Linked DNA regions of Homo sapiens: all the other regions are linked to region 1. A link is an interaction called in ENCODE POLR2A ChIA-PET data of the cell type or tissue named here. Cell type or tissue: MCF 10A. All regions are shown on one strand. Each heading gives the region's core, and the rest is flanking DNA. Links, peaks and the distances in the headings are about the cores only.

Region 1 (7,377 bases), core at 1,445-6,444:
TTTCTGCCTCCCAAAGTACTAGGATTACAGGTGCGTGCCACCACACCCAGCTAATTTTGTATTTTTAGTAGAGGCGGGGTTTCACCATGTTGGCCAGGCTGGTCTCGAACTCTTGAGCTCAGGTGATCCACCTGCTTCGGCCTCCCAAAGTGTTAGGATTATAGGCGTGAGCCATCATGCCCGGCCCATTGTCAGATTTCATTTAATATCCCTGTTTTCACTGAGACACCTGGCTCCTGACCTCACACGGGCCTGAAGACTTCCAACCAATCTTGTTTTCAGCCTTACTCTGCAGCATGCCTTCTCCTACCAAGTCTTCAGAGGTTCCTGGTGCTTCCAATTTCTGAGCCTTTCTGGGATTCTGCAGTACAATTTACCTTGTTTCTTATTGTTGCCCATTTCCTGCAGGCACTTAGCAGAGAGAAAGAAAGCTGACATTTAAGTTTTCGACCATTTGTTTATCCACACTCCAGTGTATCAAACTTTTGTTGCTATTTCTTATTCTTATTTTCTGTGGGTTTGTGCCATTTTAATTCTCTTACTGTCACTTTTCTGAGGTTTCTGAAAGGGAGCTAAATGTGCTTATTAAATTTGTGATGGATACCCCAAAGTTGGCAGAAGTTAATCTTCCCAATTTACTTACCTCTCTCTGAGCCTCCTCAACCCCAACCCAAATACACAAACCCTGTGGTTCATTCTAGTGTCACTTGTACTTTCTGTTTTTCATTCTCTTCCTCATGCTATCTCTCCTCCTGGAGTGTTTACTCTTCTTATTTCAGACTGTTGAAATCCTATACATTCTTCTAGTCCCAGGTTATATTTCTTATCTATGGAAGCCTTTTTTTTGACTTCCCCAACAGGAAATGACCATTTCATTGACTGAATTTCTGAAGTTCCATTCACTGAGTTCTTATAGTCTTGCCCTCCTGACACAGCCTGTACTGCTTTATGTTAAGACTATCTGTATACATATTTCTCCAGTTAGATTGTAAGCTCTTAAAGGATAGTAGCATAAGACTGGCTTTGTAATTTTTTTTGTTATTGATAACAATCAACATAGTACCTAGGCAACTAAATATTTCACAGAACCACAGAATTTTAGAGCTGGAAAAGAATTTAGAGATCTAGAATGTGAACTCATTTTATGAATGAGTAAACAGATCCAGTGTAGTTAAACGATCCTGAAGTCATTTAATAAGCCAAGAACAGAACTGGACCTATAATCGTCTCTAGTTCTGTAATGTCTAAATGCATTGATAAAATCTGATATGTGCTTATTTAGATATTCTGGTTTATCAAAGGTTAACCAGAGAGTGCTTTTTGTTTCATTCTTGTTGAAAATTTTTGTCAATATCTTTTTGGTTTTAGTAATTAGGTATGCCATAGGTAATTTCTTTTCTTTTCTCCCTCCTTCGCTGCCTCTCTCTCTTCTTTCTTTCTTTTTTCCTCCCCTCCCCGCCCCTCTCCTCTCTCTTCCTTTCTCTTTTCTTGTCTTTTCTTTCTTTCTTTCTCTTCTTTTGTGTGTGTGTGTGTGTGTGTGTTTGTTTTTGTTTTTTTTTTTTTTTTTTGATGGAATCTTGCTTTGTCACCCAGGTTGAAGTGTAGTGGCGTGAGTAGCTGGGACTACAGATGTGCATCCCCACACCCAGCTAACTTATTGTATTTTTTCATAACAACAGGGTTTTGCCATGTTGCCCAGGGTGGTCTCGAACTCCTGGGCTCAAGAAATCTGCCCTCTCGGCCTCCCAAAGTACTGCGATTACAGACGTGAGCCACCGCCTTGTGCTGTCTCTCTTTTTCTCTTTCTCTCTCTTTTTGATAAAAATCAGGATCTTGAGTATTCTGGATTTTGTCAAAAACTGAGCTGGAGGTGGTGCGGTGGCCTGTAATTCCAGCACTTTGGGAGGCCGAGGCAGGTGGATCACTTGAGGCCAGGAGTTTGAGACTGGGTTGGCCAACATGGCGAAACCCCGTCTCTACTAAAAATACAAAAATTAGCCGGGCGTGGTGGTGTGCCTGTAATCCCAGCTACTTGGGAGGCTGAGGCACGAGAATCGCTTGAACCTGGGAGGTGGAGTTTGCAGTGAGCTGAGATCGCACCACTGCACTCCAGCCTGAGTGACAGAGTGAGACTGTGTCTCAAAAACAAACAAACAAAAAAACCCCAAAACAACAACAACAAAAACTAAGCTGGATAATAGTTTTCTTCCCAGGCATATATGAGCATCAGAGACCCAAGGATTATAGGTAGGGAAAAAATGTAGGCAACTGTATTGAAGGTGCTCTGATTTTTAAGAAAATTTTAAAAATTCACTGGATATGATGTATTTGGGGTGATTCTTTCTTTCTTTTTTTTTTTTTTTTTTTAACCTAGCAGTAAAGTACAGGCCCAGTTGGGTCCTACTTAAAGTTTTCCTGTTTGACAATTTATCAGGAATTATTATTGCTTAAGATAGCTTTGAAGTAAATTGTCTGTGTCAAAGACCTTCCTCCACTTCTCTCACTTACCTAGCTCTTGGCAGCTGTTTCCAAAATGTTTGCACTAACTCCATAGATTCATGTCTGAAGGATTAGATACTCCAGGAACATCTATTGGGAGAAAGTTTAACTACAACTGTTGTCCATTTTTCAATTAATGTGCCAGTCACTAATCAAAAAAACAGATGCTGTCGTTTTCCTCATCCACTACTTGGGACACCTAAGGATGGATGGACAGATACTTAAGAGGCTGCCTCCTTCTTCTGAGATTGGGCTTTTCATCAGGGCTGTGCCACAGGGTGTGATGCTGTGTGATAGCAGATGGCTCTGCTTCATGCCCATTACTTTTTGTTTTATCCAAAGTAGAAGCTGTGGTCCCCAGATTTTAGAGAGTAAGGGCTTAATCATACTCATTGGCTTTTCTGCCTTTGCCTGTTTCTGCATTGCCACCTGGCTGCCATTAGAGGGAATTCATTACAACTCTGAGTCCCTGCAGGGAGCTGAGAGGAGCTATCCTTGTGTTTAGGATGGGACATGTGTTCTTAAAACTGGGCCAGGCACGGTGGCTCCCAGCACTTTGGGAGGCCGAAGCAGGTGGATCACTTGAGGCCAGGAGTTCGAGACCAGCCTGGCCAACATGGTGAAACTCCGTTTCTATTAAACATACAAAAATTAGCTGGGTGTGGTGGTGTATGCCTGTAATCCCAGCTACTCAGGAGACTGAGGCACAAGAATTGCTTGAACCTGGGAAGTGGAGATTGCAGTGAGCCGATATCTCACCACTGCACTCCAGCCTGGGCGACACAGCAAGACTCTGTCTCAAAAAAAGAAAAAAACAAAAAACTTAAAAATGGTTACCCAGATTTCCTTTTATGACTTGTTCAGTCAGAGGCAGCTGGGAGGATGCACGCTGGGGAAAGCATTACTCACCAGGCACACATAGTGGCCCTGACTGCTGGCAAGTAGTCTGGGCTGTGTTAAGAGTGAGTCACCTCGGGGAATGGAAAAATTGCAAGGTACTGAGGGGTAGGAGTTGTGTGCCAGTGACTGCTCCTTTTCTGTCTGCTATTTTCTCTATAAGGACTCATCACAAAACCATAAATACTGACGATCCTGTTGAGGCAGCCGTGAAGCCAACCAACTTTATGGTGATAATGTTTCCCATAAAAGGAATGAGCTGACTGGACATAGCATTGTTGCCTTCTATGTTACAGGTGTATATAGATTTTGACACAAGCTTGAACTTGTATAATGAAAGTTCCATGTGTGAGAATTTCATCAGAATAAAAGCAACACAGTTTTCTTTGTTGTTTAAAAACTTAGTCTTCTGTGTCTATCTATCTTTGTCCAGTAGGGGTCACTGAGGGTTAGGCTCTCAATAAGAGAAACACTAATCTAGTGATAAATGAGCTGGATTCCTTGTCTATTGTGACATCTTTGTATATTCAGTACTATGTTTTTTAAAATATTAGAGCAGAAACAAAAGGCGTGAACTTGTATTAAGAACTTTATGGGCGAAGCGCAGTGGCTCATGCCTGTAACCCGAGGCGGGTGGATATCACCTGAGGTCAGGAGTTCGAGACCAGCCTGGCCAACATGGTGAAACCCCGTCTCTACCAAAAATACAAAAAAATTAGACGGGCATGGTGGCGCATGCCTGTAATCCCAGCTACTTGGGAGGCTGAGGCAGGAGAATTGCTTAAACCCGGGAGGCAGAGGTTGCAGTGAACCGAGATTGTGCCATTGCACTACAGTCTGGGCAACAAGAGTGAAATTCCATCTCAAAAATTAAAAAAAAAAAGAATATTTCTGGACAAAAATAACAATCCTGGGCAAGATTCTGGAACAGTCCCCATAGACAGGGCTTCTTTTCTTCGTATCATTTTTTTCTCCATTTCTTTAAGATGTTGGCTACCAGAGTTTCCTGGAAAAAGCTTACTAGATAGATATTATTTCATTGGGGAAAAGGGTCAAAATGCCAGAGAGAGAGATTACTTAAAATGGTAATATGGCTGTTGAGGTTGACTAGATATTCTTGTCCTTTCCCTTTTTGAAGCAATGCTGTCGAAGCCTAATTTGACTTAGTCATTGAGCTGTTCAATACCACACATTACTTTCACTTACCTTCTTGCATTTGCCACTGAGGATGACTTGATGCCCTGCTAGGAGGTCTCTTGTGTGGTAATCATAATAACAAGAGTTGGCATTAATGAGTCAATGTTTAATGCTTTTTAAATAGTTAATGCTTACTGTGTGCCAAATATATTATGCATTTTCTCACTTAATCCTCACTGTAACACTGTGAAGAGGTAATTTTATTATCCCTTTTTGACATGAGATAACTATGGATTAAAGAGATTAAGTAATTGGTTCATAGATACACAACTAGAGATTGTGAAATCAGAATTTGAATATAGGTTTGGCTCACAAATTATATTTACAGCCCTGGTAAGAGAGAGAGGGAGAGAGAGAGAGAGAGAGGCAGGCACTTGGGTTTAAGAGTGAGTTTTCTTTTTTCTTTTTTTCTTTTTTTGAGACAGTTTCGCTGTTGTTGCCCAGGCTGGGGTGCAGTGGCATGATCTCAGCTCACTGCAACCTCCACTTCCTGGGTTCAGGCAATTCTCTTGCCTCAGCCTCCCAAGTAGCTGGGATTACAGGCACTCCTGGGTAATTTTGTATTTTTAATAGAGATGGGGTTTCACCATATTGGTCAGGCTGGTCTCGAACTCCTGACCTCAGGTGATCCAACCACCTCGTCCTCCCAAAGTGCTGGGATTACAGGCATGCGCCACCACACCTGGCCAAGAGTGAGTTTTCTAAGTGCTGTACCAGAGCATCTCTCACTTTATTTTCTGCCCCTCCTCTTTAGTGTTACTTTCCCTTTTCTTTCTTAAGGGTAAGACCTTCAGTTGCTGAGCTTGATAGGAAGGCCATCTAGAGTTAGATCCTGGGCAGAATCCATATCCGGAGGGATTTCCAGAAGTGGAATTTCTTTTCTTTTCTTTTCTTTTCTTTTCTTTTCTTTTTTTTTTTTTTTTTTTTGTGATAGAGTCTTGTTCTGTTTCCCAAGCTGGAGTGCAGTGGCGCGATCTCAGCTCACTGCAGCCTCCACCTCCCGGGCTCAAGGGATTCTTCTGACTCAGCCTCCCAGGTAGCTGAGACTACAGGCACATGCCACCATGCCCGGCTAATTTTTGTAATTTTAGTAGAGACGGGTGGCCAGGCTGGTCTTGAACTCCTGACCTTAGGTGATCCACCCCGCCTCAGCCTTTTAATGTGCTGGGATTACAGGCGTGAGCCACCATGCCCAGCCAAAAGTGGAATTTCTTTCTCCCTGCCTTCCTCTCCCCTCCCCTCCCCTCCCCTCCCCTCCCTTCCCTTCTCTATTGTCTTGCTCTGCTGTCTAGGCTGGAGTGCAGTGGTGTGATCATAGCTCACTGTGGCCTGAAACTCCTGGGCTGGAGTGATTCTCCTGCCTCAGCCTCCCAAGTAGCTAGAACTACAGGTGTGTAACCACTGGGCCTGGCTAAGTGTTATTATGTTTTGGAGAGATGGGGTCTTGCTATGTTGCCCAGGGTGGTCTTAAACTCCTGTCCTCAGGCAGTCCTCCTGCCTCAGCTTCTCAAAGCGCTGGGATTACAGGGGTGAGCCACTGCTCCCAGCCAAGCAGTTTAATTTCTGAATTAATAAACTATCTTCCTTCCAGCTCCAAGGAAAAGCAAAACTTACACTTGTGTTCTTGGAGACACTTTTTTCTTTTAAATTCCCAGGTAGATTTGGAAGTTCACTGTTAAAGATGGTTCGACACCCTTGTTAGTGTATGTTACCTACTAGGCCTCTCTAGAAGAGCATTTTGAGTTATTTCTGCCATAAGATGAATGGTTTTCCAGGCACTTGTTCTCGGTTGTATGTTTTTGTGGTCAAAAAAGATGCATTACCAGAAGAAATGTTTATATTTTGGGAGTATTCATAATTCACTGGGCCCAGCTTTGCCCTTTCTAGTGTGCACCCGCCCCCATTCTTGCTCTTAAGCAGTTCTCAGATCCTCTCATTCATTTATTAATTTGCTCATTCCACAAATAGTTATTTAGTGACTAAGATTTTATAAAGGAGAGCAGACATTTATCTAGCTTCAAAAACAGTCTAGTGAGGGAGTAACAATATGTGCTCAGCTGTATTATAAAGCACAAAGTGCTAAACTTTATGAGAGAAACAGATAAAGTATAATAAAAGCTCAAGGGAGGGAGAAGTTTACTTCTCACTGGGATGGAGGGAGGAACTGGAGATAATTCTGTGGAAGTACTGGCTTTAAGCTGGTCTATAGAAATAGGAGTTTAATATCTGGAGATGGGAAGGAAAAACGTGCCAGGATAATGAGGGAAATATTGTGAAGCCAGAGAGTTTTGGATTTAATTTGCTGATAGGGAGAAATGTAAAGTTTTACAGTGAAGTTATAAATAAACATTTATTAAGCATTTAAAATGTGCCAATCATTATACATGCTTCAAGGAGATTACTGTTGTGGTGAACGAGGGCAGGGTTGGTAAGTTGGAGACTGAGATTAGACAGATTAGGTAATTTAGGTGAGGTAAGTTATCAGTTGCCAAGGTTTCGTACAGTCTGAGCAATATTCATAGTCTTTGTGGTCAGATGTAGTTTGTTTGCTGCTCCTCCAAATAATGACAATTATAATCAGCAATTATTGAGCAGGTATTGAGCACCTGAAACACATTAACTCATTCATCCTTACTACAACTCTGAGACAGATGCTATTATTATCATCATTTTACAGATGAGGAAATTGAGGTTCCATGAAGTTAAGTAACTTGCCCAAAGATGCTAAATGTGATGTATACATAGTAGTATGGATTTAAACCCAGGCAGACTGGGCTTATAATT
Region 2 (7,627 bases), core at 1,591-6,590, 84 kb after region 1:
TCCCTAACAGGCTGTTCACAGGCTTGAGGACAGTAGCAGCCAGAGAAACAGAGAGGGCAACGCATACTGAAACCGATAGGCAGGGCAAGAGCATCTCTGCTAAAGTGGGAAAGCTGGGAGGGCAAGGGTCAGAAGAGCAGCTGCTGCTGTTCACACACCAACTCCTGTCTAAACAGGAGACAGCTGGCAGTCCAATTGAGTTGTTTTTTGCTTGCTTTTTTGGTGGTGGTTTTGTTTTTAATATGTCAGAGTAGTAACTATCCTCAGAAAATAATTTGAGTTCCAGCCAGACTGTCTCCTCTGTTGATTAGTCCAGGGCTTGTTGATGAGAGTGAGACCAGGCTATGGATAGACATAAACTTCACCATGGGTTTTGTTGCTTTTTAGGATGGAGAGAAATGGGAACTGATTGTGCTTCTTGCTAGTGTAGGGTTTAGATAGTAGAATATACATGATCTGCTTTTCTATTCACCTAGTACAGTTAATACTTCTTTTGTCAAGAAATAGTTAACACAGAAGCAAGATGACAAGGGTCAGCTGACAAATATGTTTTCAGAATGACAAGTAGACTAGGATTTGGAGCTGGATGGGAACAGGCTAATAGCAATCGCTCTTTGATGTCAGACAAAGGCCTTCTTCTCTGGCCCATTTCTTCTCTCAGGACTCCCTATTCCCAGCTGCTTTCAATATCCATACTACTAATACCTGGCTTATTTCAACAAGGAACATTTTTGAAAATCCCTTCCTCCTCCCCATCTTGACTTCTGCTGCCAAGCTCCTGCCCACCTTGTTAGCGAATCCCATTTAATGAAGCATTTACCTCTATACCAATTTTTTTTTTTTTTTTTTTTTTTGACACGGAGTCTGGCTCTGTCACCGAGGCTGCAGTGCAGTGGTGCGATCTCGGCTCACTGCAGCCTCTGCCTCCCGGGTTCCAGCTATTCGCCTGCCTCAGCCTCCCGAGTAACTGGGATTACAGGCGCCCGCCCCCACCACGCCCAGCTATATACCAGTGTTCTTGCCACAACCCTTCGAGTCTCTACAATTTTAGGTGAATAGTCAGATAACACTGGGGCCTAGAAATGATAAGAAAGAGGTTGGTTGGTGTATTATCTTCTGGGCTCAGCCTTTTCAGTTTACAAGTATCCCTCTCCCAGTTTTCCTTTTTAATTATAGGGAGAGTTGTTTTACTAATACTGGCTTTGTACTGAAAGAAGAAAGCAAAATTAACCAGATGACACTATTGGGGGAATGCAGAAGGTAAAGTTATAGTTTAGAACTTTAAGAAAGGATTTTGTTTCTTTTTCTTTTTTTTTGAGACGGAGTCTTGCTCTGTCACCCAGGCTGGAATGCGGTGGCCCTACCTCAGCTCACTGAACCTCTGCCTCCCGGGTTCACGCCATTCTCCTGCCTCAGAGTAGCTGGGACTACAGGCGCCTGCCACCATGCCCGGCTAATTTTTTGTATTTTTAATAGAGACAGGGTTTCACCGTGTTAGCCAGGATGGTCTCGATCTCCTGACCTCGTAATCCGCCCGCCTCGGCTTCCCAAAGTGCTGGGATTACAGGCGTGAGCCACCGCGCCCAGCCTTGTTTCTTTTTAAAAAAATTTTACTTAATTAAAAATGTTACTAAAGAATCATTATTTTTTAGGTGTAACAATAGTGTTGTGGTTATGTTTTAAAAAAGGCCTTTTACAGATACATACTGAAATGTTTTTAGAGAAAAACAGGAGATTTACTTTATCATAATAGGGGAAGGGTGAAGTGGGTGGGATGTAGATGAAACAAGATTAGCTATGAGTTGATAATGGTTGAAACTGGGTAATAGGTACATAGGGACTTATTATACTATTCTGTCTCCTTTTGTATATATTTGAAAATTTCCATTTCAAATAGAAAATTAAGAAAAAAATTGTATAAAAATAAAATGAAATTAAAAAATAAAATTGTATAAAAATAAAATGGAAAGTTAGGCAAAATAAGTTGTATAAAAATAAAAATGTAATAATACTGGTAAAATTATGATATAATACATATACAGTTGGCTCTCTGCATTGTGGGTTCTGCGTCTGGGGATTCAACCCATAACGGATGGAAAATATTCTGAAGAAAAACATTGCATCTGTAATGAACATGTACAGACTTCATTATTCCCTAAACAAGATAACAACTATTTACTAACATTTACATTGTATTAGGAATTATAAGTAATCTAGAGATTATTTAAAGTAGCTGGGAGGATGTACACAGGTTGTATGTGAATACTACCTCATTTTGTATCTGGGACTTGAGCATTTGTGGATTTCAGTATCTGCGGATTTTGGTATCTGAGGGAGGTCCTAGAACCAATTCTCCATGGATGACTACTGAAAAGGGGTTACTATCCTATAGATAAAGTGATTAAGAGCATGGAGCCAGATTGGCTAGGTTTGAATCCCAATTCTGCAACTTACTAGCAGTATAACTTGGAACAGGTTACTAAACTTCTCTGTGCTACAATTTCCTTATTTGTAAATGGAAGATAAGAATAGCATATGCTTGGTAGGGTTGTTGTGAGAATAATATGAATTAATACAAGTAATCACAATAAATGCTAGTTAATATTATTACTTAAAAGAACAAGAAAATGAATAAGAAAAAGACAAACACCCTTGTAGAAAAATAGGGGAAAGCCCAGGAATAAGCAATTCACAAAAAAAGGAAATCCAAATGCCTCATATACATAAGAAGACTCCTTTTTACTAATAAGGATATACAGATCAAACAACAATAAGATACTTTTTTTTTTTTTTTTTGAGACAGAGTCTCGCTCTGTCGCCCAGGCTGGAGTGCAGTGGCGCGATCTCGGCTCGCTGCAAGTTCCATCTCCCAGGTTCACGCCATTCTCCCGCCTCAGCCTCCCGAGTAGCTGGGACTACAGGCGCCCGCCGCCATGCCCGGTTAATTTTGTTTTTGTATTTTTAGTAGAGACGGGGTTTCACTGTGTTAGCCAGGATGGTCTTGATCTCTTGACTTCGTGACCCGCCCGCCTCTGCCTCCCAAAGTGCTGGAATTACGGTGTGAGCCACTGCGCCTGTAATTTTTTTTAAAGAGATGAGGTCTCAGCTATGTTGCCCAGGCTAGAGAGCAGTGGCGATTCACAGGTACCATCATAGCGCACAGTAGCCATAAACTCCTGGACTCAAGCTTGTAGCTGGGACTGCAAGCACACCACCATGCCTAGCTAAGATACCATTTTATACCCATCAGATTGGCAGAAGGTAAAAATTCTGAAAATACCAAGTGTAGGCGAGGATGAAGAGTGATGGGAAAACCTCTTCATAGCACTTAAGTGGAAGTATAATTTGCTACTGTTCTTTAGAAAGTAGTTTGACAATATTTTGTAGAGTTGAAAAATGCCCATGTTCTATTACCTAGGGTTTCCATTCTAATTATATTCCCTAGTGAGACCTCCAGGACTCTGAATGTGAATACTGAAAGGAGCACTCCCTTTTACCTAACTCTAATATTGGTAATAAACACCTTCTTTATCTCTGTTCCTCACCAACATAGCTGCCATTAGATCCCTCTAGCTGGGCATTTGTAGAACCACTGCATTGTGCCTTCATCTGCTTCTTCTTCTTCTTTTTTTTTTTTTGAGAAAGAATCTTGCTCTGACACCTGGCTGGAGAGCAGTGGTGCAATCATAGCTCACTGCAACCTTGACATCTTGGGCTTAAACGATCCTCGTGCCTCAACTTGCCAAGTAGCTGGCACTACAGGGGAGTACCACCACACCCAGCTAATTTTTAAATTTTTTGTAGAGACAATTTCTCACAGTGTTTCCCAGGCTCGTCTTGAACTCCTGGGCTCAAGTGATCCTCTTGCCTATGCCTCCCAAAGTGGTGGGATTACAGGAGTGAGCCACTGCACCCAGCCCTCATTTGCTTCTTGAAAGTTTTCAAGGTCTGATGCTTTATCTTTAGTGGGTGATGAGGTCAGCTAGAAACTTGAGGACATAATAATCAAGTACTTACTTGCTCAGAACAACTCGTCTCATCCACTGAGAGACTTACCAAGTCCAAACTCCTCAGCTGGGATAAGATAAGATACCAAGTCGAAACTCCTCAGCTGGGATAAAGATAAGATAGATTACCAGTTCCTTTGTAATCTATCTTATCTTTTCTATCGGTTCCCAATTTAAACCTTCTCATTTTAACAGATCAGTCCCTTAACTACTATTTCTGTTTCACCTTATCTCAGTTTGTTTACATCCACTTTCTACGTGGAATTCCTTTCTTCCTTGGCTTTCACCTGTTCTGTAACACCCTTCAAGGATGAGTTTATATGGTACTTCTAGAAATCCTCCAGCCCACAGTAATTTTCCATTCTGCTGAGATTCTGTATTGGATATTACTATAATTATTGGTCGTTTTTGGCTATAAATTTGTTTAACTATTTCATGTGACCTACCATAGATATGAGATTTTTTTCGTCCAGAAATTAACCTTCAGAAAAGAGATATTCTCTTTATATTTTACTTCTTATAAAGCATTTCTTGTTATTAGGCTTCCAGGGAGCTTATAGTCAGTTCATGAAAAAGGGTGAATAAATCTATGTCACCATCTGCTAGTTCAATCACTATCATTTTTTTGTAGAGATCAACTGACATAATTGATTAAACAAAAAAGAGGAATGAAAAATCTAAGAAAGTTTTAGTTATTGTTCCTGGGAATATAATCTCCTAATTTGAAGTGTTGAAAGTAATTGTATACAAGCCTTAACATTAAAATTTTTTTTTGAATCACTCACATTGCATATGAAACATACACATACATTATGGGGATCACAAATAAACACAGCAGAATGAATGAAAAAAAAAAAAAACCCTAATCCAGTGTTATGTAACTGGACTCTTGTGGTTTGAAATGAAATACCCAGAGACAATGTAGATTCAGAAAAGTGCTGTTATTAACTTTAAAATCTTAGAAAAGTAGACAGTATTTTCTAGAAAATTCACTAAAAAGATAGCTTTATTGAAGGAAAAAACATTGATGTTAAAGATGCATGTGAAGTTTGAATAATACAGTTTTTTGAAATTACAAAGGCAGAAAATACATTAATACTAAATGCTTAAATATACTGCTTAATTTTAAATATGTGTATATGTGTAAATAAATTTCTAAAAGTTTGGGTATTCAGGAGGACTACAGAGCTTCCCTTCCTGTATTCCTGTTTTACCTTCATACATCTGTTGTTATCTGGGAAAATATTTGGGATAATCATATGTTAGTTATGGCATGTCTCAACTAAGTTCTTGCAGGCCAAGCATGTCTTCTTTTTTTGTTTTCCACCTTTTTACCTGGCCAACTTCTACTTATTAAAACTCAGCACAGATGTTGTTGTTGCTGAGCAATCCTCTGGCATTGCTAGTTTGGATTACTTGCTTACCTCTGTCACAACATTGATCTCTTTGTATAGTAAATTGTCTCCCTGATTAAATTGCTTGAACTTGAGGCCTGAGGCTGTGTTTTTTTATTTTGAGATATCAAGAATTTAAGCACAGCTCCTAGAATATAATGGTTGCTCAAAAAATATTAACAGTATAAGTAAGTGGTGTGTCTTTTCTTGTTCTTCTCCATGGTGCCAGTCATAGTGCTAAGATGTTGTTCAGTCAATACTTATTGAATTATTAGGAAAACATTCAGCTTCTGGGAATACTTCAGAGAAGCAATTAACCAAGCTTTGGGAAGTGTGAGATGAAAGGAAATTCAAGTGGAATTTGCATATTCTCAGGCATACTGTTGAGGCTGTTCTCCCTCTCCAAATGGCTTCCTCCTTAAAAAGCCCAGATGAGGGAGAAAGATCTCTGAAACTAAAGCTGGATTTCTGCATTTGGGAGATTAAGGTAAAAGCTTCTGCATAGCCCAGAGCACAGTACTGTGCACACATATCATGTGTGAGTATACAGAAAGAGATTGATGAAAGCCAAATTTAATTACTGAGATGGTTGTGATGATAATCCCATTTTTCTCATCCAGTTTCCAGTCTAGGTAATGGCCCTAATCCAAACAGGTATTTTATTTTTCTTTCCCTTAGGGATCCAAACATCTATCTCATTACAACTATGTTTAAAATCTGAAGTAAAGCTGTTCATTGAAGTAGTTTTAGTGCAATATACAGAAATACTAAGAAATGAGAGATGTTATTAGAAAGATTATGGCTGTAATGAACATACAATATCAATTAACTAACTGGAATTTCATTTTTGGGTGAAGAACCCAAATACTCAGATTTTGTTTTGCTTATTCAAGTTCTGTCTTGTTTTACATCAACAAATCTATTTCCTGTTCCCAATAATGTTTTACTTTAATATGTACGTGAAGCAGCTACAGTGAAGGCAGTGGGATATATCAATGTTGCATTTAGCCAGTGAAATAGGTAGCTAGAAATGTTAAGGGGAACTGAAATAGAATTGGTACTAGGAAGAAGCTGTTTATAGGAAGAGCCGTGATCCATTATTGTGTCCTTGGCTCTGCAGCTCCATAGCTTCTCTCCCCACTACCGCCCCTCCCCCAGCCCCAGGTAGATCTGGAGTTGATTAATAGTTTTAGTAAACTGACTCACACTGATCACATTTGCTTGAGATTGGTCTATGTGAATTTATTAATTTACAAAATAAATTTTAACTGCCAAGTGATTCAAGAATTTGAATTGGCCACTTACTGCTTTTGTTGCTTTAGAATATCTATATGGGAAGCAAATAATAATCTGAAGGTTGTCAGGTGAACATGCAGTCAGAGCAGAGAGGTGGTGAGTAGAGGAATGATTTGTAGGATGGGCTTATTAGCTGGCATCATCAAAGTAGAATAGTCTGATTTCTTCTGTAGAAATGTACCTGTCAAGGGCATAAGATCCTATGTCCCTTGAATCTGCTGGGTAGGGTACAGTTTCACCTTCACAGGCATGGAGGCAGTACTTCCTGGCTTCCCTTTTCTGTACTCAATGCAAGCTTCCCATACTCTTCTATTCTCACGGTCTTTCTTCAGACATCTTAGTAATATTTAGTAGCCTGCAGCTTTCTTTTATTCTAAATATAGTGTTAAAGTTCCTGGCCCTTTTTTTTTTCCAATTTTAAAATATCATCTGATATTTAATCTCATCTATTATGAGTTTGTAAATTCAGACACTTGGAGATGACTTATTATTGACTTCTCCCTTGTATTGATCACAAGGGAAGCTACTACTTTCATGGTACTGCACCTGATAGAGACGACTAAGAGACAGGATGTTCTATTGACATGCCGGTGTTTTCTCTGCCCCAACACCCAGACCAAAAATTGTGTTGGGTATGCTGTCTTATTATTATGGGAAGGGAATACATGTACCCTCGGCACTATCTACATCATCTTATTTAATCCTTATAATGATCCTTTGAGAAAGTTATTATCCTATTTTAAATATGGGGAAAATTGGGCCAGGAGGCTTACATGGTTTGCCTGAGGTCACATTTCTAGTAAATGCCTTCTTTCAAACACATATCTGTCTGAATGAAAGGCTTAACATTTTTCCTTGTTAACAAGGATTGTTTTTATACTTTTTATTATAAAAATAAAGTGTGGTCATTACTCGAAGTCTGAAAAAAAG
Region 3 (7,627 bases), core at 1,670-6,669, 64 kb before region 1:
TCCCAAAGTGCTAGGATTACAGGCATGAGCCACCATGCCAGGCCCCCAGGTGGTTTTTTAATTCGATTCTGTGCCCGTTAAAGTTTGAGAAGCACCAAGTTTGTGATTAGGTGGTTAGTGCAAGGGGCTTTGGAGTTGGACAGACCTGGGATTGAAACCTGGTTTGGCCACTTACTACCTGTGTGACTTTAGATAAATTATTTGAACTCTCTGTGACAGTTTCTCATATGTGTAATAGGGGAACTCTCTATTTCATAGGGTTGTGGGGGAGAGTAAATGACATGGTGCATTTTGCAACTGACACTATCTTAGATTTAATGAAATTTAGTAATGTCTGTATCATATTAAGCACTGAGTCTAGCACAGCCTAGCATACTCAATAAGTGTTATTACTAATAATTAAATTAGGCAAATTTACAGGAATAAAGAGGCTTTCTCCTCTTCCTCTTTTTCTCTTTATCTCTCAATGAGTACGTTTGTCTGCAGTTTTATAAAGCTGTATTGTGTGTGTACACTCTTTGGTGTTTTGCCTAGCATTATTTAATGGTAGTTATAGCAGCAGCATTAACACATCTTGTACTTATTAATGTGCCAGGCATAATTTTTATGTACTTTATGCATATATTATTTCATTCAGTCCTTAGAGCAACCATGTGAAATAAATATTATCTCCATTTTCGGATGAAGAAACAGAACAAACAGGTTAAGTGACTTGCCTGAGATCACATAGCCAGTCAGTGGCAGAATCAGGATTTGAGCTGAGACACTCTTATTCCAGCATCTGTGCTCTATTTTCATGTATTGCTATTGCTCTCAAACTTATGTGGTGTGATGGAAATCAGGAAACTTTGATTGGATACTTGATTCTGCCACTAATTTATTTGTGACCTTGGTCAAGTCACTTGTCGTCTTTGGGCCTATTTCCTTATTATAAAAATGGAGGGATTATCAAACTCAAAAGCAATTAAACAAAAAAAGACAAAAAATGAAAAAAGAGTAAAACACAAAAACGGAGGGATTAGATGAGATTTGTAAAGTCTGTTCAGTGATTCATTCAACATATAGTGATTTCAAGCAAAGATTGGAAGAAAATTTTATCTAGGGAATTGGTTCAAAAGTACTTGTTCAAGCAGGTTGGTGTCATTAAGAACAAGGGGTTTGAATCTTGACTCAGCCACTTCCTGGCTATATGACCTTGGGCAACTTACTTAACCTTTCTAAACATTGATTTCCTCGTTAGTAGTGGGGAGAATAGTTCTTACCTTGCAGGGATATTGTGAGGTTTGAATAAGATAATACGTATTAGCACCTAGCATATGTGAAACATGCAGTGGATACTCAATATCCGTGAGTTGTCTTTTCTTCCTTCCATTCATTCGGGAGATGCTTAGGGAAGCAGATATACCAGATTCAAAAGGATTTAGACCCTCGCTTGGTCCTTATGTCCTTTTCTGTAATGGTATTCTCACCTTTGGGAAATGAGAATTAGTAGGGAAGGAAGTGTGCATATAGCCAGGTCCTGTCTGTTTTTAAATAATCCATCTTTTTGATTTTAGATTAAAATTTCTTTTTACAATATATAATTTAGGCCAGTAATCCCAGCACTTTGGGAGGCCTAGGTGGGCGGATCGCCTGAGGTCAGGAGTTGAAGACCGGCCTGGCCAACATTAGTGAAACCCCATCTCTACTAAAAATACAAAAATTAGCTGGGCGTGGTGGCATGCGCCTGTAATCCCAGCTACTTGGAAGGCTGAGGCAGGAGAATCGCTTTAACCCGGGAGGCGGAGGTTCCAGTGAGCTGAGATTGCGCCACTGCACTCCATCCTGGGCGACAGCGCAAGACTCTGTCTCAAACAAAACAAAGCAAACGACAGCAAAAACATATAATTTATGACAGGATAAATGCCATTTTTTTTGACCAGCTGGGCAACATAGTGAGACCCTGTCTCATAGTAATAACAATAACGAAGTACCACAAACTGGGTGGCTTAAACAACAGATATTTATTGTCTTACAGTTCTGGAGGCGAGAAGTCTGAAATCAAGTTGTCAGCAGAGTTGATTCCTTGTGAAGGCTGTGAGGGAGAACCTGTTCCATGCATCTCTTCTAGTTTCTGGTTGCCTCAGATGTTCCTTGGCTTGTAAATGATGTTCTCTCACCGCCTTCACATCTGTATATGTCTGTCTGTGTTCAAATGTCCCCTTTTTATAACACTAGTTATATTGGGTTAGAGCCTTTTCGAATGACCTCATCTTAAGTTGATCATTTGTAAAGACCCTATTTCCAGATAAAGTCACATTCACAGTCCCTGGGGTTAGGACATCTTTCTGGGGGATACAATTCATCCTATAACAAATGGTTTAGGGCCGAGCACGGTGGCTCATGCCTGTAATCCCAGCACTTTGGGAGGCCAAGGCATGTGGATCACCTGAGGTCAGTTCGAGACCAGCCTGGCCAACGTGGTGAAACCCTGTCTCTACTAAAAATACAAAAAAATTAGCTGGGCGTGGTGGTGGGTGCCTGTAATCCCAGTTACTTGGGAGGCTGAGGCAGGACAATCACTTGAGCTTGGGAGGCAGAGATTGCGGTGAGCCAAGATTGTGCCACTGCAGTCCAGCCTGGGCAACAGAGCAAGACTCTGTCTCCAAAAAAAAAACCACACAAAAAACAAACAAAAAAATCAAAACAAATGGTTTAGTCACTTTGTAACCTGGACAGAGGAGTGAACATATATGAAATTAACTTTCTTTGGTCTTTTAAGATTTATTACTAAGATTTAACTAGAGTTAAAACTTTCCTTGTCCTGTTGGCCGGGTGCCTTGGCTCAAGCCTGTAATCCCAGCCCTTTGGGAGGGTGAGGCAGGTGGATCACCTGAGGTTGGGAATTTGAGACCAACATGGCGAAACCCCGACTCTACTAAAAATAACAGAGTAGCTGGGCATGGTAGTACACGCCTGTAATCCCAGCTACTTGGGAGGCTGAGGCAGGAGAATTGCTTGAGCCCAGGAGGCAGTGATTGCAGTGAGCTGAGATCACGCCACTGCACGCCAGCCTGACAACAGAGCGAGAGACTCTATCTCAAAAAGAAAATAAAAGCTCTTCTTGTCCTGCTAATTCTGCATTTTGATTTTTGGCAGCATTTAGGAAAGAGCTGAGGTGGACCTGGTGTGTAGCGTTGGTGGGAGTTCCTTCGTTTTCTGGGCTGAATGATTTAATAATAATATAATAGTGGCTTTCATTAATTTCTTACTATGTGCCAGGAATGGACTGTGTTAAGCACTTTATATACATTAATCCACTTAATTCTCATGATAACCCTGTGAAATAGATTATCTCATTTTGCAGAGGAGAAAAGTGGGTCTCAGCCAGTGAAATAACTTGCTCAAGTTCTCTCACCCAGTAAATGGTAGAGCAGTCATTTATGTGTAGCTCTGTTGGACTTCAGAACTCCAGCTCTTAACTCAGTATATACTTTTCCTTCACTTCCTTGAATAGAACTGTTTGGCTTGAGTCTCCTTTTCTCTAAAAACTCCTAGTTCTGGAATGGTGCCAACTTAAGGGGTCAGGGAAGTGACCTTTACTTGTGTTCCTTTGAGCTGTTATTGTTTTCATTGGGAAAGAGAATGTGAAGTCAGTTCACATTTCTTACCTACTGGTTGCAGTCTTGCCATGGGGCCCTAGTCAGATGTGAGATGTTGTAAGTTACTTAAAAAAAAAAATGTCCTAGTGATTAAGAGGAAAAAACATAGGCCTGCTATGTTTATGTAACTCTCTTTTGTATTATTACAAAATTAAACATGTTCACTGTAATACATTTAAGCAGAAATTACAAAGAAAAAAGTAAAAATTCTCTTTTCTAGTCTTTATTTTCTCCACCTAGGCCCACTGGTCAGGGTAACCACTGTTCAAGCTTTGGTTTGTATCCTTACAGGTTTTTTCTTGCCAGGCTTGCTTTGGAACTGCACCTTTACATCCTTTATATTCCTTTAGGTTGGTTGTGTCTCTTCTTGACTCATGAGCCTTACCTCTTATTTATTTTTATTACCATACATCTGGCTTACATTTTTATTTTTTATTTTTTTTTTAGAGACAGGGTCTTGCTACATTGCCCAGGCTAGTGTGCAGTGGCTGTTCACAGGCACCATCATAGCACAGTGCAGCCTCAAACTCCTGGTCTTAAGCAGTGCCCCCTGAGTAGCTGAGACTACAGGACTGCACCACTGCACTGGGCTGCCTTACTTTTGAGTCTCCCTTTGATACTTAAGAGTTCTGCCATAGGGCCAGGCACGGTGGCTCACGCCTGTAATCCCAGTACTTTGGGATGCTGATGGATCACAAGGTCAGGAGATCAAGACCATCCTGGCTAGCACGGTGAAACCTCGTCTCTACTAAAAATACAAAAAAAAATTAGCCAGGCGTGGTGGCGGGCGCCTGTAGTCCTAGCTACTCGGGAGGCTAAGGCAGGAGAATGGCGTGAACCCAGGAGGTGGAGCTTGCAGTGAGCCGAGATCACGCCACTGCTCTCCAGCCTGGGTGACAGGGTGAGACTCCGTCTCAAAAAAAAAAAAAGATTTCTGCTATTGCACCCTTTTCTGTAGTCTTTCCCTCACCTCCTGGTAAAATTTTACTTACCTTTGAAGCTCAGTTCAAGTCCTCCCTTTTACATTAATCCACTGGAAAGCTAACCCATGATAACTCATTCTGCTTCATAACTCATAGCATTAATTTCTACCACTCATTTGCCAGTTGACCATGAAATGCCGTGTATCGTCACTTGTATTTTATTATTTGTTATTTAACTTATCACACATTTGCCCAGTTAGATTGTGCTGCTTGGGCTCATGGTGATTTATTCTTTCTAGTCCCAATTTTGCCTAACACAATGTCCTACATTTAGCAAGTACTCAGTAAATGTTGATGTGATTGGATTTTGTTAGTACTTCACACCCTTCTAAAGATCAGGTGCTTAGAGCCGGAAGCCTAAGGGAACACTTACCTGGCTGACATCATCTTGGCTGCCTGTCAAGATGGGGTGTGTGCCTGAGAGAACTGCCCGTAAATGAAATACTTGTGCAACAGGTTATGTTTTCTCCTTTAGTGGGTGGGATTCAAGACTTCACATTGGGAAAAAGAGATAGTAAGTGTAGGAAGAGGGCTGAAAAGGGGATGGATGGGAGGATGCTACCTTGTGAGAGGTGGGGATATGGCTTTATTAAAAACATAAATATTAAAGGCTGGCGTATTGCAGAGAGAAGCTTCTTGGAACCAGCAGGCTAATTAGGCAAACTGGCTTCTCTGGTGCAAACCAGTTGTTAATTGCCATTTATTTTCTTTGCTATAAAACTGTACCAGCCATCTACTTACTTTCTCATTAGAGTGAATCTGGAGAAAAGGCTTAGGTTAGATTTAGGAAATCCAGGAGAAAAATGCAGGACAGTCAGAGTAAGACCAGGGATGGGCATAATCCTTTCTCTCACTTGTCTTACCAGCCCTAGACCTTAAGGGTGGCCAGGACCTCCTTGCATTTGCCAGTAGAGGTTGCTATTGAAGTAGTGTAAAACCTCTTGTTTCTATTCCTGCTAACTCCTTTTGCCCCATCTTATTTTTCTCCTTCACTGACACCCTCCTATCACACACACATTATTGGTTAGTTATCATTCCCATCTCTGAGGTTCACATATGCAGTGGACCACCCTGCCTTTAGCTGTCCAGACTTTGACTGCAACCTGTCTTTCTATTCCACTCCTCCTCCCCTCCCCCAAATGATTTGAAATGGAGAGGAAAGGAAATGGAGTTTGATGGTTTTAACTCTTCTGTGGCTGTGGCTTAGGGAGCAGAATGTTTTGATTGCTTGATTTAGGGGTCTTGAGGTCTCCTAATACAATATTCTTTTTGTTAATAGAAAGGCCCCACTCCATTTTTTTTTTCTCTGAGTATTTTGGACTCAAAGTCTTGTGTTGAAATGTCGGTACCTGCCCCCGAAGGGGAAAAGATCCCTTTCAGAGTTTATTTTTCCCCCCCATTCATGGGGAATTCTTCTCATTATCAGAAGATGAAGATTACTGGTCCTTTGAACAGAGTATAAATATAGCCAACACCCTAATATATTTCTAATGATTGGGCTTTAGCTTTAAAAACATTAGGCTAGATGCCTCCCTATTTTTTGTGGCATGATTTAGCTGTAACTAGCCTGGAGGCAATAACAATACTAAATGACCTTTTGTAGTCACATTAAACATTGAAATGGTACTGAGACTGCCTTGGTGGGGAGTTTTGGCCTATGGGAATGATGTGAGTTTTGGTTTCTACTCCTTTCTCTGTTTTCAGATAAATCCTCCTACATGTCCCATTCTCTGGCTCTGGGAAGTACTGACAGTAGGGAAAAGTTAGTACACTCATCTCATTGTTCAGATCAAGTTTCCTGGGTGCGGTTTTGCAGAACTTCCTACAAGAGCTGACTCAAGAGTTCTCTTCTATTGTGGAGATGTTCCTGCTCTTATATGTCATACTAATTTATATCCTTGAAATTTTGAGCAGCATCATTTGGATGTGTTAAGTTGGGAATGAAGAAAGTGAAAATATTTTCAGAGATTCCTTGAGAAAAGGGTTCCTTTTGCTGGGTAAATCAACGTTCCCTAGATGCTGTGGCTAAGAAGTGAAGAATTCTAAGCCAACTTTTTTTTACCCCTTTTCTTTTCTTTACTTTTTTTTTTTTCGAGATGGAGTTTGCTCTTGTTGCCCAAGGCTGGAGTGCAATGGTGTGATCTCGGCTCACTGCAACCTCCGCCTCCCGGGTTCAAGCAATTCTCCTGCCTCAGCCTCCCGAGGAGCTGGGATTACAGGCATTACAGACGTGTGCCACCATGCCTGGCTAATTTTTTGCATTTCCAGTAGAAACGGGGTTTCACCATGTTAGCCAGGCTGGTCTCTAACTCCTGACCTCAGGTGAACCACCCACCTCAGCCTCCCAAAGTGCTGGGATTACAGGTGTGAGCCACTGCGCCCGGCCTTTTTTTTTTTTTTTTTTTTTTTTTTTTAAGAGACAGAGTCTTGTTCTTTCACCCAGGCTGGGGTGCAGTGACATGATCATAACTCACTGTAACCTTGAACTCCTGGGCTAAAGCGATCCTCCTGCCTCCATCTCCTGAGTAAGCTAGGAATACAGGCACATGCCATCATGCCCAGCTCAGTTTTATTATTTTTTTTTTTTTTGTAGAGACAGGGTCTCACTATGTTGCCAAGGCTGGTCTTGAACTCCTGGCCTCAAGCTATCCTCCCACCTAAGCCTCCCAAAGTGTTGGATTATAGGTGTGAGACACCTTGTCCAGCACCTGTTTTTCCTTTTTGATGTCAGATCCCTCTGAATAACAAGTTATTTGCCTTTTTTTCCCTCCATAAGACTGTGAGCACCTTGAGAGCTGCGAGAACATCTCACTTATCTTTGTATCTCTGATGTTTAGGACAGTGTCCAGCTCAAAGTGTCTATAAATGTATGTTGCATTGAATAGTGGAGGGAAGCTTTAAATACATTTACTGCAGACAGATGTATGCTTAGCATATTTAATTGGGAGACATTATTAGAAAGTGGAGATGGATAAAGAAAGGAATTTTTGTGGATATGATATA
Region 4 (7,627 bases), core at 1,764-6,763, 50 kb before region 1:
TCCAGCCTAGGCGACAGAGAGAGACTCTGTCTCAAAAAAAAAGAAAAATGGCTGGTGTTAGATGAACACAGCTTTCTCTCATTTCAATAATGATATTGAAAGGTTTTAAAGGCCAAATAATTTTTTTTTTGGAGACAGAGTCTTGCTCTGTCACCCACGCTGTAGTGCAATGGCGCAATCTCAGCTCACTGCAACCTCCGCCTCCCAGGTTCAAGTGATTCTCCTGCCTCAGCCTCCTGAGTAGCTGGGATTACAGGTGAGTGCCACCATGCCCGGCTAATTTTTGTATTTTTAGTAGAGATGGGGTTTTACCATGTTGGCCAGGCTGGTCTCGAACTCCTGACCTCAGGTGATCCACCCACCTTGGCCTCCCAAAGTGCTGGGATTACAGGCGTAAGCCACCGCGCCTGGCCTAGGCCAAATAATTTTTATGAACTGTCTGGAGAAGCTTTGATGAGGAATAACAGTATCATTTTCAAATTGGCTTCTGCACAAACTACGTAATTTTGAGTATTCCATGTTAATGCATATGATGTAGCTGGCTCTTAATCACCCTATGAAAATGGAGTACAAGGCATGCTGAATACTTCAAATTCACAGATAACTACTAAAACTAATTTTAATCAACTGTCTCGTCATTTATTCCTACTTGAATTACCAAAGATGCTTGCTTATGGGGGGAAATTGAACAGATTTTTTTTCCTCTTGTTTACCCTTTACCTTTTTTAAAATGTTATCTGCCACTGTTTTTTTTTTTTTTCAGACAGTCTCGCTCTGTCGCTGCAACCTCTGCCTTCCAGGTTCAAGCGATTCTCCTGCCTCAGCATCCCAAGTAACTGGGATTACAGGTGTCCCCTACCACGTCCAGCTAATTTTTGTATTTTTAGTAGAGATGGGGTTTCACCATGTTGGCCAGGCTGGTCTCAAATTCCTGACCTCAAGTGATCCTCCCATCTCAGCCTCCCAAATTTGCCACTATTCTTTATATTCCAGCTAAAATGAACTAGTGCTTTCTGCTTTTTTTTTTCCTAGCTTTCCTGCTTTCATGCCTTTGCTCATGCTGTATCCTGTGCCTGCATTTTCCTTTAATTTCTACATTATATTTGGTCCTTACATATCCATCTCAAATGTTACTTTTTGTGGATCCTTCCCTGATTATCTCAGATACAAGTTATATCATCTTTCTGAACTGACATAATATTATTGAAAGAAATACACTTAAAAGTAATAGTAATAACTGACAACATTCAGAGTCTGTTACAAAATGTTTTCACATGTATTAGCTCATTGGAACCTCACAGATGTTTTTCATCACTCCTGTTTTACAGCTGAGGAAATTAAGGCTTAAGGAGATTAAGTAACTTGCCTGAGGTTACCCATAATTAGAACTAAATCTTTTTTTTTTTTTTTAATTTTTTTTAGAGACAAGGTCTTGGCTGTTGCACAGGCTGCAGTGCAGTGGTGTAAACATGGCTCACAGCAGCCTCAAACTCCTGGGCTCAAGAGATTGTCCCACTCCAGCCTCCTGAGTAGCTAGGACTATAGGTGTATGCCACTACACCCAGCTAAATTTTTGTGTTTTTTGTAGAGATGGGGTCTCACTGTGTTGCCCAGGCTGGTCTTGAACTCCTGACCTGAAATGATCCTTCTGCGTTAGTCCTCCAAAGTGCTGGGATTACGGGCATGAGCCATCATACCTAGCATAAATCTAAATCTTATGACCTCAAATCCCATGTTTTTTCCACCAAACAGTGCTATCTTACGATTCTTATCACTTGCTACTATGGGTTAGAATTACTTGTGTAAATGTCACATCTGGCCTACTACTTTGTACTGTCCTTAGATGAAGAGTTAATGCCTTATTCTTTGTCTCTGACATCCCATAGCACAGAGTATTGCGTATAATAAGGCTTCAATAACCATTGCTGAAAGGCTGACAAGTTGAAGAAATGTTGATGAATGCATGTGTCTAGCACAGTGCCTCGCACATAGATGCCTAATAAACATTTATTGAATTTAATTGTAAAATGGATCAAAGACCATAGTTAATAAGAGCTTATAGGGCACTTAATAAGTGCCGGGCAACTGGGCACGGTGGCTCACGCCTGTGATCCCTGCACTTTGGGAGGCTGAGGCAGGCGGATCACGAGGTCAGGAGATCAAGACTATCCTGGCCAACATGGTGAAACCCCGTCTCTACTAAAAATACGAAAATTAGCAGGGCTTGGTGGCACACGTCTGTAATCCCAGCTACTTGGGAGGCTGAAGCAGGAGAATCTCTTGAACCCAGGAGGCGGAGGTTGCAGTGAGCCGAGATTGCACCACTGCACTCCAGCCTGGGTGACAGAGTGAGACTCTGTCTCAAAAAAAAAAAAAAAAAAAAAAAAAAAAAGTGCCAGTCACTGTTATAAATGCTTTATGTCAAATTAACTAATTTAATCCTTAGAACCTATCTCCATTTTACACTGGAGTAAACTGAAGAACAGGAGGGCATAGTGATTTGCCCAGGGACACACAGCTGTTAAGCAGCAGAGTTAGGTTTCACAATTTGCTCTAGAATTCTCATGTACTCAAACATTATGCTATAATCAGTTGTTCATAATATTTTCACGCTGTTAAATTCCTCCTGAATGCCTGTCTGTCTTGGGTGTAGCTCAAAGAATGAAAAGCAGAAGCAGCATAACTTGTTGAATATACTCTTGAGCCTGCGTCAGAATCACCTGCAGGGCATGTTAAAACACAGATTGCTGGGTCCCATCCTCAGTTCTGATTCAGTAGGTCTGGGGTGGGGCTTGAGAAATTATATTTCTAACAAGTTCCCAGGAGATGCTGATGCTGCTGGTCTGGGGACCACTTGGTGTAGCATATAGGTGTTAAGAGCATGGACTCAAGCTGCTGAGGTTTGAATCTCAGCTCTGCCATTTATTAACTGAACTTGGGCAAGTTCTTGAACCTTTCTGTGCTTCAGTTCTCATCTGTAAAGTGTTTTACTGTTACCACATATATCATAGGATTCTGACGGAGATTGAATGAAATAACATGTAAAGTGCTTAAAATGGTGCTTGGTTTGTAGTAAGCATGCAGTCTTAGCTACAGTAATGGGGATAGGACATGTTTCTTGCCTTGTAGATTTTAGAGTCTAGTTATTAGACTTAAATCTAATAATTTTAAAAAGTACAAATTCAGGTATTAGTTTACATGGTTCTGATTCTACCTTAGATTTGGAAAGATGAAATGCGTGTATCTTGGGGGATATGGTGGGTAGTGGGAGACCAGGAGGAGGAAAGGTACATGAAACTAGAAGATAATGGAAAGTTATATAGTCAGAATTTAGAAAGGTTGGAATTGCCAGTGGTTTTGGTATTATTACCTGAGAACTTGAGGGAGATAGAGGAAGGTGCCTGTGCTCTCTGTTTGCCAAAGAGATAACTGACTCCTTTTCCCATTTCTCTTTCTTAGAGCTGGTATCTGGTCTGCAGGCAGTTCCGGCAGCATTTGCTTTTTGTGGGGAACAGTGGCTAAGGAAGTGATTTGCTACTGGCTTCAGAAGTTGGGCTCTGCTGCCTTTATCCTCCACAGCTGCCTCACATAGTTTTGATTCTTCCTGAGAAAGGCAGTTGTTAGGTTTGGAAGTCTTCAGATTCCAGAGACAGCTGGACAGCTGACCCTCTGGTAGCTATTTCCCAAACTGCCAGCCTCCTGTTGCCTCATCTCCCTGGGCCCCTTCTTTTTTGCTTTGAAGCAATATCCTATATTTAGTGAACTAACCAATTTGAGGTTAGAGGAAATTTGATGGGGGAGTCTCTCCCACCTTAAAATCCTGGATGGATGGAGTATTTGGGCCCAGGAACAAGATGTATCCTGTTAAAAAAAATTTAACACCTTCATCAAGTATACTCCAAATGACAGCTTACAGTGCTATGAATGTACCTCTAGCTCATGGGTAAGGAGCAGTGTTTATTTTTGGGTGCCCTGAAGAAAATATTTGGGGGAAGGAGTGGGGAGAAGCTCAGGCAGCTCCATTTATGGTTGAGCAATGCTTGGTATTCTACAGAAGGGACCATATGGACAGTGGAAGAGAGTTTAGCATTCTGATTGTTCACCTCTTGCTCCTTCCATTCTGATGGCTAATTAGGGACACCTCATTAGCTATCAGAGTGGAACAAGTATTTGCCAGGCTGACATGAGCCTCAGCCCTGCATCCTGCATCTTCTGCTTTCCCAACCTGCTGAGTCACCACCTAGGAATGGCAGTAGCCAGGTTACCACCTGGAGCACCTGGAGCACTCTTGGCATAATGCACTGTTGACTGGTTTTGGTCTCCTAGACACAGCTTGGGCCTCTCCAAGCCTGTTGGAGTGATAGGCTGGGTCTTAGCTCTCCTTCCAGCTTGTTCCACAAGGCGCTGACCTACTTTTCAGGGACAATTAAGTGTTTGTGAGCAAAGGAAGGCGGTGACCCGAGTGAAGGTGAACCAGAGCTGCATTAAACAAACATTTGGAGTCACTTTTTCTATCTTACACAGGAGGGCCCATCTCAGTCCAAATGGAATGGCAGATCAGGCTGATTGTGGTAGCCACATTCTAGATGCTTATCAAGATAGTCAACTAACCCTTGAATTTTTATTCTTTCTATCAATGTACCTTAATATCAGAAGTTACTTTTCATAATCATTGTACCCCTTGTCTGTGGGCTATACGAAAAGATTTGGAAGCAAGTTGGGGCTCTTAGAGTGAATTATTGATACAAGCTAGCTTTTGATATACCTTTTGGTGTATCAAAGATACACTTTCTGGTGGCAATGTCTGGTTCATTTGTAACATCTTGGAGAGGATTGGAATCTCTTTTCCTTTTTGTATCAGGCCAGGATAATAGGATAGAGGAGAGGCCAGATCTGTAGAGAATGAGCAAGTGGCTTGTTTAGGGTTTCCTGCCCTTGTGAGGTAAGGGCTCAAGGATTAGATTCAGTCTTTCCATTTGCAGTGAAAGGAAGTAAACTCACTTTCCCACCCTCATCCTGGAGGTTACTTATGTTATTTGCAGACCCCAACTTCTGCCTCTCTGTTAAGTATACTTCTTATGCAGGTTGCCCTTACTGTTACATCTTACCACTGGGGGAAAGATCCAAGGCTCTGGGAAGGACAGTGACAGTTGTCCTACATTGGCTAGTTTCAAGACCCTGAGGGAATTGCCAAGCCAGCAATTAGGCAATTTCTTTTTCTTTTCTTTTCTTTCCTTTTTTGAGATGGAGTCTTGCTCTGTCGCCCAGGCTGGAGTGCAGTGGCGCGATCTTCACTCACTGCAAGCTCCGCCTCCTGGGTTCACACCATTCTCCTGCCTCAGCCTCCTGCCTCAGCCTCTGGAGTAGCTGGGACTACAGGCACCAGCCACCATGCCTAGCTAATTTTTTTTCATTTTTAGTAGAGATGGGCTTTCACTGTGTTAGCCAGGATGATCTTGATCTCCTGACCTCGTGATCCGCCCGCCTCGGCCACCAAGGTGCTGGGATTACAGGTGTGAGCCACGGCGCTTTTTTTTTTTTTTTTTTGAGACGGAGTCTTGCTCTGTTGCCTAGGCTGGAGTGCAATGGCACGATCTCGGCTCACTGCAACTTCCGCCTCCCAGGTTCAAGCGATTCTCCTGCCTCAGCCTCCCAAGTAGTTGGGATTACAGGTGCCTGCCACCACCCCCAGCTAATTTTTGTATTTTTAGGAGAAGCGGGGTTTCACCATGTTGGCCAGGCTGGTCCCGAACTCCTGACCTCAGGTGATCCACCTGCCTCGGCCTCCCAAAGTGCTGGGATTATAGGGGTAAGCCACCGCCCCCAGCTGGAAATTTCTTAAACTTTTATTTTTAGCAACTCCATATTCATGAGAACTCTCATAATCTTCTAGTCAGTAAAAAGAAAAGTTATTGAAGTTATTGATACTGCACCCAGAGATCCAGATCAAATCTTAAGGAAGGAAGAAGCTTAGAGGAGAACTTCACCCTGCCACTCTCTCATTGGAATTCCCTTCTAACAACGTGTGAGGTGTCAGCCCCATTTGAAGAACTAGTTTATATATCAGAGCATGGCCTGGAAATCAGCGTGGCATCAATTTTGGTCTTTTTTTTTTTTCAAATAGAGACAAGGTCTCACTATGTTGCCCAGGCTGGTCTCAAACTCCTGGGCTTAAATGATCCTCTCTCCTTGGCCACCCAAAGTGCTGGGATTACAGGTGTGAACCACTGTGCCTCACCAGTTTTGGTCTTACAGATGACTAAGTTTTTTGGGGGAGGGTATTTTAGGTGACGTGCAATTGCTCCATTCCTCCTAGACATCCCAGAATCTGGTCACAACCTCCTTTTTTCCACTTATCCTTTCCTTTATGCACATTAAACCTGTTCTCTGCTGTTTCCCAGTCTGTCAGCCCCTTTATGGTGTCAGTGCTTCCTGACCTATCATGTACAATAGGGCTCGTACTGGCATTCTCAGATCTCTTTTTTTTCTTCCACGCCTTTTCTATCCCCAGTGCTGGACCTGTGTTCATTTTCTCCACTGAGCTACTGAGTGCCACTGCATAACAGTGTGCTGACTGACTCTATTACAGATTTATGAGCTCTAGCCACAGCCTGGCTCTCAATCCTATCCTGAAACCTTTTTATTCTCTTCTGGTTGACTGCCATTCATTTTTTTCTGCAGCAGCCATTCCAGTCTTTCACCATTCTCTTCAAACTTGTTGCTCCACCCCACCTTATAAACTCTCAATAAGTAATTTAGTCTTTTACGTCTCAATTTATCTGTAGGCTTTACCAGTCCTTACCACATTCCCTCCTATTTCAGAGGCAGGTCTCTGGGCATATACATATATATTTTGTGTTCTTAGTTCCTCCCTTCCTAGTGACTCTTTGTAAAGATATTCAGGTTTTCTCCATCCTAAGATAAAAATTCCTTTAAGCTTATCTCTTCTTCAGACTAACTCTCTGTGCTTTTTTTTTCTTTACCACCAAACTACCTCAACAGCCTTTCTTCTACTTCTTTAGTCATCGTGAGCCACTATAGCCAAGGTTTGTGCCCACCATCCCAATGAAAGGCTCTTGTTTGTGATGACTTGCTTGCAGAACTCAGCAGCCTCTTTTTGTTCTCACGCTGTTTCATCTTGTCACAGCATCTGACACCATTTGGACCTCTTTCCTTCCCTGACTGTGTGCTATCTCTGGATGAGTTGACCTACTCTGGTGATTTCATTTAGGAATTTCATCTGTGTGTACAGTGATGACTCTCTTGTCAGAATCTGTAACTACCTATTGTATGAGCTTTTCCCCCAGGTCCAAACTTGTATTTCCAAATGACTACTCTCCTTTTCCACTTTGTAGCCTACAGAAATTTGCATGTAATGTATCCAAAATTCAGCTTATACAACCACTATGGAGAATGGTTTGGAGAACTAAAAATAGAGCTACCATACAGTCCAGTAACCCCACTCCTTAGGTTTATACCCAAAAGAAAGGAAATCAGTATATTGAAGAGCTATCTGGACTCACATGTTTATTACAGCACTGTTCACAATAGCCAAGATTTGGAAGCCACCTAAGTGTCCATCAACAGATGAATAGATAAAGAAAATGTGGGCCGGGCACAGTAGCTC

The links. Peaks named below come from ENCODE experiments on the same cell type or tissue, not always from the same donor. Only the 100,000 strongest peaks of a DNase experiment are listed, where the experiment ranks them.
Region 2: POLR2A ChIA-PET joins it to region 1 with 12 read pairs; 13 of 35 experiments call an interaction of 5 or more read pairs at or near these places.
Region 3: POLR2A ChIA-PET joins it to region 1 with 11 read pairs; 17 of 35 experiments call an interaction of 5 or more read pairs at or near these places.
Region 4: POLR2A ChIA-PET joins it to region 1 with 28 read pairs; 20 of 35 experiments call an interaction of 5 or more read pairs at or near these places.

Annotation. Positions count from the first base shown.
Region 1 is chr1:39,188,852-39,196,228 of GRCh38, forward strand. It overlaps a transcript of MACF1 not described here. Among named protein-coding and RNA genes, the nearest start is that of MACF1, 12 kb to the right of the region's middle. RefSeq lists an enhancer at 2,657-3,199. In MCF 10A, for the core only: CTCF peaks have their summits at 2,913 and 3,833 (motif pointing right); DNase peaks (open chromatin) are centred at 2,940, 3,440 and 3,830.
Region 2 is chr1:39,272,301-39,279,927 of GRCh38, forward strand. All of the region lies in intron 6 of MACF1 (microtubule actin crosslinking factor 1), which reads left to right. Among named protein-coding and RNA genes, the nearest start is that of MACF1, 71 kb to the left of the region's middle. In MCF 10A, for the core only: no CTCF peak of the experiment used is centred there; a DNase peak (open chromatin) is centred at 3,721.
Region 3 is chr1:39,124,142-39,131,768 of GRCh38, forward strand. It overlaps a transcript of MACF1 not described here. Among named protein-coding and RNA genes, the nearest start is that of MACF1, 77 kb to the right of the region's middle. In MCF 10A, for the core only: a CTCF peak has its summit at 5,487 (motif pointing right); DNase peaks (open chromatin) are centred at 2,900, 3,610, 5,010 and 6,420.
Region 4 is chr1:39,138,552-39,146,178 of GRCh38, forward strand. It overlaps a transcript of MACF1 not described here. Among named protein-coding and RNA genes, the nearest start is that of MACF1, 62 kb to the right of the region's middle. RefSeq lists enhancers at 1,599-2,423, 2,424-3,247, 3,332-4,071. In MCF 10A, for the core only: no CTCF peak of the experiment used is centred there; a DNase peak (open chromatin) is centred at 4,260.